Regions from separate parts of the Homo sapiens genome. Here region 1 is linked to region 2. A link is an interaction called in ENCODE POLR2A ChIA-PET data of the cell type or tissue named here. Cell type or tissue: MCF 10A. All regions are shown on one strand. Each heading gives the region's core, and the rest is flanking DNA. Links, peaks and the distances in the headings are about the cores only.

Region 1 (4,410 bases), core at 90-4,089, 56 kb before region 2:
TCAAATCCAGATTTGCTGGGACCAAGGCCTATGTCTGAGTCAGGTTTTCAGCTCTAATCAACAGAATCCACTCTAACTAATTTATTAAATAGAAAAAATGATGTATTTATTTAAGATTGTTGGGTAATTCATGGGCATGGAGACTACATAAAGAGGAAAGAAAGTCCCCATTAAGCTTTTGACCACTGTAGCGGACACTTCACTGTTCTAATTGTCAGGCACATTCTTAGTCACCTGTTTTGCTGACAGGCCCTACCTAGACCCTCCCACTCTGCTGTGCCTGGAAGCTGGCCTCCTCAGTCATAGCTGCCTCACTGGAAGGAATTTCTCTCTGTGCCTGCTTCTTTGTGTCACTAGCTTCCAATCCAAGTCTCACATAGGAGCATCTGATTGACCAAGCCTAGGTCACTTGCCTGTGGTCCTACTGTAAGAGATGTTTAGAAAGTGAATTTCCACTGTCTGTCTTTGAGAAATGCAGATTCAGAAGGTGAGAAACTCTTTAAACACAGGCAGTGTGTTCAGAGGGTGCTGGAATTCCCCAAATAATGACAAATATCTTCTAAATATAGTGCTTCACATGCATAGAGCTGACAAATTACAAATAACTTTCATATTATTTTCACTGGATTATTTGAAGGGGAAAAATCCACAGTGAAAAAGATAGTAGTTCCCATTTTCCCAGAAGGAGAAACCATTTTTCAGGAGTGGAAGCTCCATGTAGATTAAGGACCAGACATAAGCTTCTCCACCTAATGAGGGCAGAGCTGTGTTTAGCCTCCTGGGTCAAAGGTTCTTGACTGATCACCATGGGCCTTCTCCTTACTTAGTAAGGATAGCATTAGCTGTTGATCTTTTACAAAGACTGTTTTTTTTTCTATTTTAATGCTATTCACCATTATTAAATAAAATTTATAAAATTCAGAAAAATTTGGGAGTAAAACAAAAATTCACCTGAAATTACCACTCAGAAATAACTACTGCTAATACATATTTTTATCATATAAATTGGGATCAAATTATATGAAGTGTCTGTCTTAACATGTTACCAGGGAACTTTCTGCATGTCATTAAAAGTCTTCCAAAACGTAATTTAAATGACTATATAATAATTTCACTATATATAACAATAATAATTTATTAACTATATATTTTATATGTAAATCTATATGGTATTTCTCACTGGAGTTTTGCTATTACAAATCACAGTGATAAATACCATTTTTACATAAGTTGTATCTATGTATATATAACAGACATCATATATATGTGTAAATACATATATACATATATGTGTATATATGTATATGTGTATTTATGAGATATATATGCATATAGACACACACACACACACACACATATATATATATATAATTGACTATTTTCTTAAGCTGGAATCTTAGAAATGCAATTCCTAGGTGTCAAATACTACAAACTGATTTGCTGTGTGTAGTTGTTTTCCCTGAAACTTCAGCAATGCTAGGTCAGCTTAATTTTAGTTATTTTGTAAATGACTTGCTTTTGTTTGTTTTTGTTTATTTTTGCCTGAGTATTTTTGTTGGATTTTTTTCATCTGAGTAACTAAAATGTTTGCTGATATTATCTACATGTGTCCTTTTTTCATGATTCTAAGGTGGTGGTTAAGAGCATTGGCCTGAAGCCAGACTACCTAGCAATGAGTCCCCGCTCTGCTATTTGCTTCTTTGACCTTAGGCAAGTTACCTAAGCTTTCCATGAGTCAATTTCCTTATTTGTAAAGTGAAGATCATAATTTTCTAAGGTTATGAGTGTTAATGAATAAAATATTTAGACAAATGCCCACATAGTAAATGCCCAATAACTCTTTCTTATTGCTATTACCCATTATTTTCTATTATGTTGATCCATTCTTCTCTCACCTATAACATTTTTCCTTCACCCAAAATTATTTTTTACCCTCATGCACAGCTCCAATTGTTCTAGCTTGCTCCTTAAGAATTTCTGTAACTCCTCCTTCTCCCTATATACCACCTTTTCTTTCATCCTTTTGTCTCTTTATATTTTTCTCTTGTATCCTCAGAGAGTATTTCCAAGAGAGTTCTTCACCCTAGTGATTCACCTCTTATACTGAACAGACAAGCCTTTTCTTCTGTCTCCAGTAAAAATTTTGATTACCTTATTATAATTTTAGTCTCCTTGCAACTCTTAATTATATTATCCAGCTTCCTTTTCATCTCGGCTCACTATCTTTTTACTTCATCCTGTTTTCATCTTGGTTTATTCTCTTGATAACTTTCTGCTCCTGTTTCATTAACAGCATACCCTCTAGCATCCTATTAATGATGTCACATAATATTCTAAAATTTTTTTCTAAGTTCTACATAAAATCTTTTTCAGAAATCTGTTCTTCCAAAACTTTAGGATGATTTTTGCTTTCTGTCATTCTGTAGTATTTCTTCATGGTCCCCTTGGTGGGTTTTAGGTCCTCTATACTCATCCTCTAAGCAAAAAGAGATCTTTGGGAACCTGGTATATGTCCATAAACAGGTTGTATAGATCTCCCTTGTCTATCATTATCCTTTTGAATGATGATCAAATTCTCTTCTAAATTCTTCTAGTGGTTGTTTCTAACTTGCAGCTCAGTTCTCAGTATCAACTAGCTATGCATATAGTGTGGCTCTGTTATATGGGATTAACATATGCACCCACATGAACTGCCAAATTTTTGATATTCTAAACTAATGCAGTATTTGGAAAACCATAGTTCCTAGCATGCATTGTTCCCAGGGTTTTCCTACCTTTGTGGGAGCCATATTTCCCACGATGCAATGTGACAGTCAGTCCCAACCATCCCTTTCCAGTCAGATATTTTATTCATATGGATATAGAGATATGGGGGCAAAGAGGATCTTCAAAAGTAGTTATGCATTAAAAGCTCACCAGTTTTCTATTTAGTGAAGATTCAGGGTCTTTGAATCATATGATAGGCAGTGATGGAATGACATTTTTTTTCCACCATCTATCCATAGTTGAGAAACCTGCTTTAGGAGGTAAAGTGTGGATATAGATTTTCTTAATTGAGTTTCCTAAAGCAGCTCCATTGATCTTGGATACAGTGGTAAATGATCCTAGATTCCTGCATGGGCTTTACTTCAATATTAGTTTTCATTGTGGCTAGTTTTCATCTTTTTCTGTCTTCTTAGGTACCATCGAAGTAGGGAGTCAGTAAAGTTGCATCAGGAACTGAAGGTCATACACTTTTCATAAGTGAAAATCTCATCTGTTTATCTTTTAATAGGTCAATACAAAATGTAATACTTTTTTAAAAATGACGACTTGCCTTAGTCTCCTCTAGCTCTTGCAGTTACCTTTTTGCTGCCACATTATCACATTTTTACTCCATCTCCTGTTTTTTTCTTGAGTATCAATTCTTTGACATGAGACAATGAGTTCCTTGAGGGCAGCAAACATTCCTGGGTCATCCACACATCCACTGGCCTGCCTTGCAGAGAACAAAGCTCTGAAAATCTCTGGATGAGTAATAACAAGGTAGCACAGAGAGGCTCTTTATGGATCAGCTTGTGATAGCAGAAGGAAAGGTTAGGTTTCCACTGCCCCTAGAGTCATTCTGAAGGGGTTTAAAAGCCATTTGATCTCATGCAATTGCAGAAATATGTATTGGGTTCCCACTATCTGCAAGGTACTTGGGATTTCAAGATAACTAAGCCTTGTCTGCTGCATTCTCCAATATGAATATAAAACAGCCCATGCATGAGCAGCTCTGATAGAGGGCAGACAATGGTGATGCTTTATTGGCAATTTAAATAAAGCACAGAATGCGAATGAACTGGATTAGTTTTATTAGCTAACCCAACAAACATTGATTGAGGCCCAACTCCAAAACAATGTAAACATAACACATTCACCTAATTATGAGATGTAGACCATCTCAAAAGGAACCAAAAACCCAAATAGGCTGAGTACCCCTTCTCCAAAATGCTCGGGACCAGAAGTGTTTCAGATTTTCGATTTTTTTGAATTTTGGACTATTTGGAGATAGATAGATAGATAGATAGATAGATAGATAGATAGATAGATAGATAGATATAGATAGATGATAGATAGATAGATAGATAGATAGATAGATAGATAGATAGATAGATATAGATATATATTATATAAAATGAGCCATCTTGGGGATGGGACCAAAGTCTAAACACTACATTTATTTATATTTCATATACATTTTATACACATAGCCTGAAGGTAATTTTGTACAATATTTTTCATAGTTTTGTGGATAAAACAAAGTTTGTGTTGTATGGAATTTTTCACTTATGGCATCATGTCGGTGCTCAAAATGTTTGAGATTTTGGTGTATTTTGAATTTTGAAATTTCAAATTAAAGATGTTTAACTTGTCATTTATTTGTCT
Region 2 (4,410 bases), core at 113-4,112:
AGTAAGAAACTGAAAGAGAACACAGGCAAGGGAGAAAGGTAGAAATAAGGTTTGGCCTAAGAAAGACTTGGGTTTAAATTCTGGCTCTGTCATTTGCTCATTGCATGACTTTAAGCAGACTACTGAAGCCCAGCTGTAAATCAGAGATAATTAGAGTGATGCATCATGGATTGGATGAGAATTAAAGGAGATCCAGCATGTACATGCATTTCAGAGCAAAACCAAGACATGGTACACTCAGGAGTGGTGGCCATTGTATTTATTGCTGTTGTTGCTGTCGCCATTATATCTAAAGGGCCTAAATCCTTATTTCCTTTTAGCAGGCACAAAGCTATGCCCACTTAGAATCGAATTCAGCAAGTTGTTTGTGCTTCTTTGATATGCTGCTGCTGACCTAGTAAGGGATAAAGAACGAGGAAAATTTGGAGCCTTTTTAGAGAATATTAAGGATGAACCTCACCAAGGTTTGATTTATTTTTCTTTTTATTTTTTGTTTAGTTTCATTAGTTTTTCTTTTACTTTTTTTTAAAGCTTTTTTCAAAGAGGAGATGGGAAGCTATTTCTTAAGGAGACAAAGACATCGTTGTTGCCATCCAATTCCAATTTCAGTTCTCTTTCTACTCACAGTTTCATCCTCCTGGTTCTCACTTTCTCCTTCTAATAAATGCACCCCATATTTCATTACAAAGATCATTTCTTTCATCCACACTCAAGGTTGAAAATCAATCTCATAGACTACTTCCTCCTTAACTGTTTGCTGATAATGACTTAAACCCATTCACTTTCCCAGAATAAGAACAATAAAGGTAGTATTTTAATAGTGAAAGTTTTCAAAAACTTTTTTACTAGTGAAAGGTTTCAAAAAGTCTTTAAAAGTTGCTAATCCTAGAATTTCAGTATTGTGACAGGATGGCAAAATAGCCACTTTTGTGACAAAAGCCTTAATTACATAGCATTCAAGTATGCCATCTAAGTGTCAAACTCTTCTGTTCTACTTTCAGATTGGCCTTGATTCTTGCTTCATGTGACATGCGAGCCATCATGTTCCCTTCTCAAGCCCACAGAGGACCTCACTAATTGAGCACAGTATTCCTTCTGGCAGGACCTGGTTGTGACTCACAATTCTTCCTGACACAGCACTCCAAGTAGTAACCGTCAATCTTAGCCAATAAGGAAATTGAAACCTATTGGCCCTCAGTAGCTTAAAATGTATTTGTTGATTTTCCAGTTGTAGAAAAGAAAAGTGCAAAGTGACTCATTTAAAGAAGAATTAGAAAACAATAGAAAGGAAATCATGGTCTCTGCTTTAGTTTTATTTACATATTTATTTACTTACTGAGATAGGGTCTCACTCTGTCACTCAGGCTGGAGTGCAGTGGCGTGATCATAGCTCATTGAGGCTCAACCTCCTGGGCTCAAGCAATTCTTCCACCTCAGCCTCCTGAGTAGCTGGATCCACAGGCACACACCACCACACCCAGCTAATTTTTGTAATTCGTGTAGAGACAGGGTTTCGCCGTGTTGCCCAGGCCGGTGTTGAACCTGAGCTCAAGCAATTTTCTCACCTCAGCCTCCCTAAGTAGTAGGATTACAGGCTGCTTTAATTTTAACTAGCAACCCATATATTCAGGACTATAGAAGGAACTTACTATAAAGTGAAATAAAATATAGTCATATACAAGTAATATTTTTTAAACTTTGGAATGAGCATTTAATAATCCTGTGAAAGGAGAATTTTCTTTATTTTTTAAATGACAGAAAATTACAAAGCCATTGTTCTTCCTAATAAGTTCCTATTATGTTTTAGATTTATTTTAAGCTAGAGATAGAAAACTGTTCCTACCATGATGTCATGTTGTATTTATTTCTGGTCTCATCAATTGAGTCAATCAAGAGACACTCTCATGACACCTTCTTGCCAGAATGAACACTGTGAAGTAGGTTTAGAGCCCAGCCAGACAGATTTCGAATTGGTTGAGTGATGTAAACTTTCATGATGGATTAAATGGAGAAGGTGAGAACCAAAAAAGGAGTCCAATATGATCTTGAAGTTTTGAGTCTTGAAGTCTGGGAAAACAAGGGATCTTCATAAACACAGAAAGTCAGTAGGAGAAAGCAGCTGTTCTGGGAGACAGGAAAAAAAAAGTTCAGATTTAGATTTTTTTGAGATTTAAATTTAGAATTCAAGGGACTTCATAATGGAGAACATCTCACATGTATTTGGCATTACAGGCCTGGCCTTTGAAAGCCTGGGGGTAAAGATTTTGAAATCTTGTCCTCAAGGGATGGTAGAAAGAAATGTTGTCCAATTTCAACCCCATTTCTCATCTGAAAGATATTTGAAGGATGCCAGAAATTGAGAAAAGGCAGAGCTGATTCTACAGTGAGTCACTGGGATTCTGAAGAAATATGAGTGGCAGCTCCAGAATTTCTATATGAGGAGGAGGAGGCAATTTACAAGTGGAAGTCTGGTTGTAAGATGTAATAAGCTTGTTGTATATATGGCAGCTTACAACAGATTGAAAAAATAGATGTTTACTTTCAGAATACAGAAGGGAAATTGCAGAGATTATGAGAGAGTGCCTAAGAAGTTACCAGTGTCTTATGCATTGATTAGGTAGAAAAGATTAGGTAGAACTTTCAGACAGTTTGAACTCTCCAGGCTCTACTAGAATGATAATCCATTTCTGTATAAAAACATACAAAATCAGTAAGTTACTGAATAAAAGTGATCATAGCATAATTTGATGTTAGATAATCTATAAAATATATAATAAAGGCAGTTCAAGCAATTCAAAATTTATTTGAATTTTTCAGTTATGTTGACACTATTCCTAGTTGAGAAATAAAGTTGTGTTTATTTTAGTGAAAAGGTGACATACCTTGACCAGTGTTCCTTGGAGTCTCCACTCTTTACCAAGGACATTTAGCAAACATGGCAATAAAAACACATTTAGATCTGTGAGATTCAGTCAAAGCCCAGAAAAACTGTTCTAACCTGAACCACATGATCTCAGCACAATGCATGTCATTGACTTTCTCAGGCTATCCAGGATTTGAATATTGAGGAGGTGGTGAATATTGAATATTGTCCAGTGGTGACTCATACTGAGTAAGACTATATAGACTTTCTCTTTAACATGTTAGGTACCGGCTACAATAGTGACTTTCCACTGACTCTGACCTATAGCAGAAGTAGATTTCACATTGTGACCCAGAGCACATCCTGCAACCAAGGTTTTATGAACCAATTCTTAACTTCACCATATATACTACACTTTCATATTTTCTGTTCTTAATTTTGTTATCACTCTTTGATTTCATGACCCACAAGTAAATCATGACTCAAAGTTCGGAAAATATTAAGCGGCATGGTAGCGTTTTCCTATTTATGGTCATTTTCATTATCCTTTTTTGTTAATGTCTTATGTACTCAGCACTAACAGCCAACTCTGGTCCATAGTCTCAGCATATAAGAAACTATATTACCTTCACAACTATAATAATTCATCATACAAGTACCAAGTGGATATTAACTTGACAATAGTGGTCTTAGATTTATTTGCATTTAAAAAAATTTAAAGTGATATCCTTACTACAATGGAGTTAGGACAAAAGACTGGAAAACAGAGAAACCTGATGATATAGTGATTGCTAAAATATTCGTAAGGAAATATGGAATAGTCAGAAAAGAATACTGTGTATCTTCAATGCAAAACTATGCATTGTTTAGCATATACCCTTCCAGGTTATCTGATGCTAGCTTTTTATTAATTTTGAGCTATTTTATAGATCTGTACATTGTAACTAACTGATAGCAACGAAAATAATTCTTGTGTATATACATGAATTCCATCCAGTGGCGGGATAATCCTCCTTTTTCATTCCTGCCTCTCCCCAAAGCCAGTTGTGTGAGTGAAAATTGGTAAATGCATTCTAATACTCCTGATATCTAGGTATATCTGCCCTTTGGATTCTACTTTGAACAGATTACATCATTTTATTGGTTCCTTTATTAATAAAGCGTTAAATAAAATCTTTAGCACCATTTCACATTGTCTGAAACTCATTTTACCCCCTTTTTTGTTTTTTTTTAGAAAATTCACCTTTAATGTATTCAAAAGAGTTTTACCAGAAATGGAAAATTCTGCACCATTAATTCAAGAAAAAAAGTTTAGCCGGGCGCGGTGGCTCATGCCTGTAATCCCGCATTAGGGGCGCGAGGCAGGCGGATCACGAGGTCAGGAAATCGAGACCATCCTGGCTAACACGGTGACACCCCATTTCTACTAAAAAAAAAAAAAATTAGCTGGGTGTGGTGGCACGCATCTGTAGTCCCAGGTACTGGGGAGGCTGAGGCAGGAGAATTGCTTGAACTCAGGAGGCAGAGGTTGCAGTGAGCTGAGATTG

Evidence for each region. ChIA-PET counts read pairs that join two places held together with the same protein. Peaks named below come from ENCODE experiments on the same cell type or tissue, not always from the same donor. Only the 100,000 strongest peaks of a DNase experiment are listed, where the experiment ranks them.
Region 1: POLR2A ChIA-PET joins it to region 2 with 5 read pairs; 3 of 35 experiments call an interaction of 5 or more read pairs at or near these places.

The regions. Positions count from the first base shown.
Region 1 is chr5:143,975,329-143,979,738 of GRCh38, reverse strand. No RefSeq gene overlaps it. Among named protein-coding and RNA genes, the nearest start is that of HMHB1, 170 kb to the right of the region's middle. In MCF 10A, for the core only: no CTCF peak of the experiment used is centred there; a DNase peak (open chromatin) is centred at 1,678.
Region 2 is chr5:143,919,639-143,924,048 of GRCh38, reverse strand. No RefSeq gene overlaps it. Among named protein-coding and RNA genes, the nearest start is that of HMHB1, 110 kb to the right of the region's middle. In MCF 10A, for the core only: no CTCF peak of the experiment used is centred there; DNase peaks (open chromatin) are centred at 1,118 and 2,338.